2 separate regions of the Homo sapiens genome follow, and region 1 is linked to region 2. The links are chromatin contacts, found by Hi-C or POLR2A ChIA-PET in ENCODE. All regions are on one chromosome and are shown on one strand. The core of a region is the stretch at or near the end of the contact, and the rest is flanking DNA. Distances in the headings are between cores, read along the strand shown.

Region 1 (2,902 bases), core at 107-2,606, 610 kb before region 2:
TTTTTGAGAGGCAGTCTCACTCTGTCACTCAGGCTAGAATCTAGTAGTGGCACAATCTCGGCTCACTGCAACCTCCACCTCCCAGATTCAAGTGATACTTCTGACTCAGCCTCCCGAGTAGCTGGGATTACAGGCGCCCGCCACCACTCCTGGCTAATTTTTGTATTTTTAGTAGAGACAGGGTTTCACCATCTTGGCCAGGCTGGTCTCAAACTCCTGACCTCAGGTGATCCACCTGCCTCGACTTCCCAAAGTGCTGGGATTACAGGTGTGAGCCACCGCGCCCAGCCAATGATTTTGTTTTTTAAGCACTCATGTCTTCCTCCCAGCTTTGCTTTTTCTCTTGCTGTATCCCGGGCGTCCTTATGACAGCAGAGAGGGAAAACACTCCCGTTTTGGGGGGTACGTAGGTTGTTTCCAGTCTCTGCCCTATCTCAAATAACATGGCACTGACTCGCAGGCACACCTGTGAGGTAAGCTGTGTGAGGGAATTGCTGGGTTCCAGGGTAGATGCAATTAAAAACTGATCCCTATTAGGCCGGGCACGGTGGCTCATGCCTGTAATCCTACCATTTTGGGAGGCTGAGGTGGGAGGATCATTTAAGCCCAGGAGTTCGATACCAGGCTGGGCAACATAGTGAGAAACCATCTCTATAATTTAAAATATTAGGTGAGTGTGGTGGCACGTGCCTGTTTTAAAATTGTTAACAACATTTAAAAATGGGGATAAAAATAGCACCAGCTACATGAGAGGCTGAGGTGGGAAGATCACTTGAGCCCAGGAGGTTGAGGCTACAGTGAGCTTTGGTCACGCCACTGCACTCCAGCCCGGGCAGCAGAGCGAGATGCTGTCTCAAAACATAACAAAGCTGATGACTGTTTTTAAATGGCCTTCTCAGGAAAGTGTGGCAGTCTGAGCTTGTCAAGGCAGGCCTGTGCCTCCCCCAGCTCAGATCTGTGGGACCACAGTCTCTAGGGTGGGGTACAGGCACCCCCTTCATTGACTCTGACGTGCCCCCTTGTTAAGACACTCTGGCCTCGAAGCCCAGAAGTGGGTGAGATTGGGTGGAACAAAAGGAGAAGTGGCCAGAGCTCAAAACCCCGGAGGAAATGCTGCCGACCCCGCCACACCGAGCTCATCAGGTATCAGACCGCCTGCCGCACAGCGTCGTTTGCAAAACCAGAATGCTTGGGTGACACCCTGCAAACGTGCGATCCCCTTTGACAGTTTTGTAATGAAGGCAGGAAGTGAATTTGAGCAAGGCCCCCACGTAGCCATGTGACCCGAGCAAGGCAGCACCCGCCTTGGAGCCCCTTTCCCGCCTGCGAGGGAGACCTGGCGTCTGCCCCGCTGCTCGCAGAGTCACGTTGCCGGCGGCATCAAAGGGCGAGGAAAGGATGAGGAAGCGCTTTGTGGTCTGAGGCAGCCCCTCTGTCATGTGGTGCTCCCTATTCCTCCTCCTCGTCTTCCTCGTCTTCCCCCTCCTCCTCGCGCCCGGCAGGCACCCTCGCTACTCAGGAGTTCTGTCCATCCTCGTTTTGTGTGGCTGACTCAGTTCTCGAGCCCCCTTCCTCCCATGCAGAAAGGGGACAGTGTGGCAACCCGCCCCCAACCTCTATTCTTGGTGAATTTAAAATGGGGGTTCCCAGAGTGGGTGCTGGCACCCCAGGGGACACCACACAGACCACCAGGCTGCAGGAGGGAGACACAGGCCGTGCTGTCTGTGTTATGGAGTGCACCCTTTAAAAGTTCCGAGGTGGTCTAGCCAGGGGCGGTGGCTCACACCTGTAATCCCAGCACTTTGGGAGGCCGAGGCGAGTTCAGGAGATCGAGACTATTCTGGCTTGGCTAACGTGGTGAAACCCCGTCTCTACTAAAAAAAAAAAAAAAAATACAAAAAAAATTAGCCAGGCATGGTGGCGGGTGCCTGTAGTCCCAGCTACTTGGGAGGCTGAGGCAGGGGAATGGCGTGAACCCTGGAGGCAGAGCTTTCAGTGAGCTGAGATCGTGCCACTGCACTCCAGCCTGGGCCACAGAGCGAGACTCCATCTCAAAACAAACAAACAAACAAAAACAACGTGGAGCACGTTGATTTTTAAAGCATTGGGTGAGCCCTGACAGGGCAGCATCCGTGGAAGTAAAGTCATCCAAGGGGGCCATCCCTGCCATCCTCGCCGGCCCTGTGAATTCTCTCCATGCTGAACGATGCTCTCGGAATTCACCTGAGTGCCCATAGGTTTCCATGGAAGGGCCTGCCCAGCACCTGATTCATTCCCTCCCAGGCCACCCCAGTGAGGCAAAGGGGCAGCTTAGCACCGGGGCTGAGGATGGGCGTCCGGGTCAGGTCTCGGCCCCACCGCTCACCCTTACCACGGGTTCGGGACAGGACTCTTGCCGCTTCTGCTGTGAAGCTGAGGGAGGTCGTAGTCCCTGCTGGGGTGAGGACTGTGTGAGCTCCTCCCAGGATGGCACCCGGCACGCACAGGTGTTGCATCCATGTCCTGGCTGCTGCAGCCATTTCCCTGTATTTCTACGCTGTTTCCTCATATTTCTATGTCATCTTTATTTTGCATTTTTTTCCTTCTTTTTTTGTGGGGGGTAGGGGGTACAAGGTCTCTCTCTGTCACCCAGGTTGGAGTGCAGTGGCATGATCCTAGCTCACTGCAGCCTCCACCTCTTGGGCTCAAACGATCCTCCTGCCTCAACCTTCCAGGTAGCCGGGACTACAGGTGCACCAGCACGCTTGAGTAGCTTTTTAAGTTTGTTTTTTTTTTTTTTTTTTTTTTTGAGACGGAGTCTAGCTCTGTCGCCCAGGCTGGAGTGCAGTGGCACAATCTTGGCTCACTGCAAGCTCCACCTCCCAGGTTCACGCCATTCTCCCGCCTCAGCCTCCCGAGTAGC
Region 2 (3,262 bases), core at 128-2,627:
CTGGACTCAAGCTATCAAGCCACCTGAGTAGCTGGGCCTACAGGCATGAGCCACCAGGCACAGTTGATTTTTTTTTTTTTTTTTTGGAAATGGAGTCTTGCTCTGTTGCCCAGGCTGGAGTGCAGTGACAGGATCTCAACTCACTGTAACCTGTGTCTCCCAGGCTCAAGCGATTCTCCTGCCTCAGCCACCCAAGTAGCTGGGATTACAGGCTGAGCCACTGCGCCCAGCCAAATTAAAAAAAATTTTTTTTCTGTTGAGACGGGGGCTTACCACATTGCCCAGGCTGGTCTTGGAATCTTGGGCTCAATCGATCATCCTCTCACCCCACAGCCTCCCAAAGTGCCAGGATTACAGGTATGAGCCACCACTCCTGGCAGTCACCCACATTTTAAAAATAAGAGATTGCAAGCAGGGCACAGTAGCTCACGCCTGTAATCCCAGCACTTTGGGAGGCCAAGGCAGGTGGATCACCTGAGGTCAGGAGTTTGAGACCAGCCTGGCCAACATAGTGAAACCCTGTCTCTACTAAAAATACAAAAAGTTAGCTGGTGTGGTGTTGCATGCCTGTAATCCCAGCTACTCGGGAAGCTGAAGCCTTTTTGTATTTTTAGTAGAGATGGGGGTTTCACCATGTTGGCCAGGCTGGTCTCGAACTCCTGACCTCAAGTGATAACACCCACCTCGGCCTCCCAAAGTGTTGGGATTACCGGTGTGAGCCACCGTACCCGGCCTCTTTCAGGTCTTTCTTCAGATGTCACCACCTCAGATTCTGGCCACCCTTCCTGAAACTGCACACCCTATACATACACCGCCCTTGGCTACCGAATTTTTTCTCGTTAGCCTTTTTCACCATCTAATAGGTATTGCATTTACTTATCGTGTTATTTTCTGTCTCTATAACAACACTGGGAGGCGTACGAGGGTAAGGGCTGAAGGCTCTCTTGTCCTCAAGGCCATGTACTATTTATTACATACATGAATGAATGAACGACTGCATTTCTTCCTTTTTTTATTCCTCACCTACTTAAGGTTCGAGCTCCCTGAGCCCATTGGCCAACACCTCTGGAGTCTGACCACGCCTAGAAACACTGCGCATGCTCCGTTGCTAGCCAGCCCAGGCAGGGCGCTGAATCGGCACAAACCAGTCTCACTTCTTGTACCGCAGTGGGGAGGTTGGAGAGAATTTTTTCCCATGAAAGGGCATACGTTGCCCGTCCCCTTCCCCGAAGAACGCACTAGGAATACTGTTCCTGCGTTTGCATGAGCTGTGGCACCAGCACCGACTCAGCCTTCCGGGCCTCCCTCATGCACGGAGCCTCTCACTAGGTCTCACCCGCGGCTGCGTTGGTGCCGTCCGGCACGGTCACGTGGGCGAGAAAATGGCGGCCCCCAGACCGCACTGCGGGCGTCGCGGCAGGTGAAGCGGTGGTGGCAGAGGCGCCTGCGGTTACTGGCCGGGCCGACGGGTCCTGAGTCTCCAGAGCTCGGTGAGGCGTCCCGGAGGCGGCGATCACGGTGTGGGGCCCGGGTCTGGCGGGCGGTGGCACCGGGAGCGCCTCGTTAGGGAATCCGGTCTCAGGGATTCGTTGACTGTGGATGGGGCGGGTTAAGGGGTCTCGAGTCCCGGCGATCTCTTTCCTCTGGGATTTTTTACATGAAAGAGTGCCCACCTCACGTCCTGAAGCTCCTATGTCGTACGGTTGGGTCTCAATGGTCCCCAGTGCCCTGCCAGCTCGCACAGGCCTGCCCTCTGGTTTCTGATGACCCCTCTTTAAAGGTGTCACTCTCCTTTGATGGTCACCTGTGCTTAGGTGGCTACACTGCCCTCGTCAAGCCCAGGCAGCCTTGCTGACGCCACTGTTCACCAGAGAGGGCTGCCAGCATGCCATAGCCAGCCTGTCTTGAGATGAAGCATCCGCCAGGTTCTCAGCCGATCTGGAAAGAGAGGGGTCCCTTCTCCCCTTGGCTGTGTTCTTTTATCCTAAGTCATTCAACAAAGCGTTGGTGGTTTAGAGCCCGACTCTGGAGCCAGACTTCCTGGATTCCTAACTCTTCACGCTGCTCCCAAGCAAGTTCCCAAGCACAGTCCCAAACTGTGCCTCAGTTTCCTCACCTGTAAAATGGGGACAATCTTAGTAACTACCTCACAGGGTAGTGATGTAGATCGAATGAATTAATGAATGTAAAGAGCATGGAGTGCCTGGCGCGTAGCAAATGCTACATAAGTGTCAGCTGCTATTGTCACGGTTGTCGTTTTTATTTTATTTATTTATTTTGAGACAGGGTCTTGCTTTGTAGCTCAGTCTGGAATGCAATGGCACGATCTCGGCTCACTGCAACCTCCGCCTCTCGAGTTCAGGCGATTCTCCTACCTCAGCCTCCCGAGTAGCTGGGATTACAGGCGCCCACCACCACGCCCAGCTAATTTTTGTATTTTTAGTAGAGATGGGGTTTCACCATGTTGGTCAGCTGGTCTCGAACTCCTGAACTCAGATGGTCTGTCCACCTCGGCCTCCCAAAGCGCTGGGATTACAGGCGTGAGCCACCGCGCCCAGCCGGTTATTGTTTTTATTGAGGCCCTACTGCGTGCAGGTCATTGCACTAAGTGCTGGGAATACAACAGTGACCAAGATAGACTCAGTCCCAGCCTTCAGAGTTCTATTCTAATGAGGGATAAGACCAATCACAAGCAACTAAACCAATACTTTCCAATATGATATCTAGGAGTCTTAGGCGCCGTGGAGAAAAATAAAGCTGAATAAGTGAAAAGAGATGGAAGAGTAACATTGTCCATTGTGATCAGGGAAGGCTTCCATGAGGAAGTGATGTTGGAGACCCAGGAAAGCAAGAGGATGAGCACGGGTGTTCCTGGACCAAACTGAGGGTCGGGCTGCTATTTCTCATGGTCCAATAACGAGATGCAGATTAACTGGGGAGGAAGAGAGTTTTTATTTCTGTAACCGGTTACAGGGAGAAGGCCTGGAAAATATCGCCAGACCAACTCAAAATGACAAAGTTTTCCAGAGCTTATATACCCTCTAAGCTCTCCATCTACATGTAACTGAGCATCCATCTAAAGACTTAAAGTGACTAACTTCTTTTAATCTATAACTAAGATCTGAATCCTGAAGACTTTCCTTTGGAACCTCAGTAAATTTACTTAATCTAAATGGGTCCAGGTGCTGGGGTGATCACCCTTATCTCATCTCCAGTGGGTCCAGGTGCTGGGGTGATCATCCTTATCTTGTCTCCTGCTAAA

Evidence for each region. Hi-C counts contacts between places; a loop is a spot of excess contacts on that map. ChIA-PET counts read pairs that join two places held with the same protein, here RNA polymerase II (POLR2A). Pooled maps may share reads with other maps.
Region 1: a pooled map shows a loop between it and region 2 (4-fold over the local background). The contact joins the enhancer-like site here to the promoter of DOHH in region 2. A Hi-C loop is called at or near these places in 2 of 50 pooled maps. POLR2A ChIA-PET finds 5 or more read pairs at or near these places in 2 of 52 experiments (WTC11 and activated CD8-positive, alpha-beta memory T cell).

What each region holds. Positions count from the first base shown.
Region 1 is chr19:4,107,410-4,110,311 of GRCh38, reverse strand. All of the region lies in intron 3 of MAP2K2 (mitogen-activated protein kinase kinase 2), which reads left to right. Among named protein-coding and RNA genes, the nearest start is that of MAP2K2, 15 kb to the left of the region's middle. RefSeq lists an enhancer at 837-966. Within about 2 kb of position 1,356, at least 8 of the 41 ENCODE cell types and tissues checked have a DNase peak (open chromatin) inside an H3K27ac peak, as active enhancers do.
Region 2 is chr19:3,498,789-3,502,050 of GRCh38, reverse strand. It overlaps DOHH (deoxyhypusine hydroxylase), which reads left to right and starts at 1,377. Exons shown (of 5, transcript NM_001145165.2): 1 at 1,377-1,490. LOC105372245 (a long non-coding RNA gene) reads right to left here. Exons shown (of 4, transcript XR_936262.3): 4 at 1,000-2,116. RefSeq lists an enhancer at 1,266-1,375.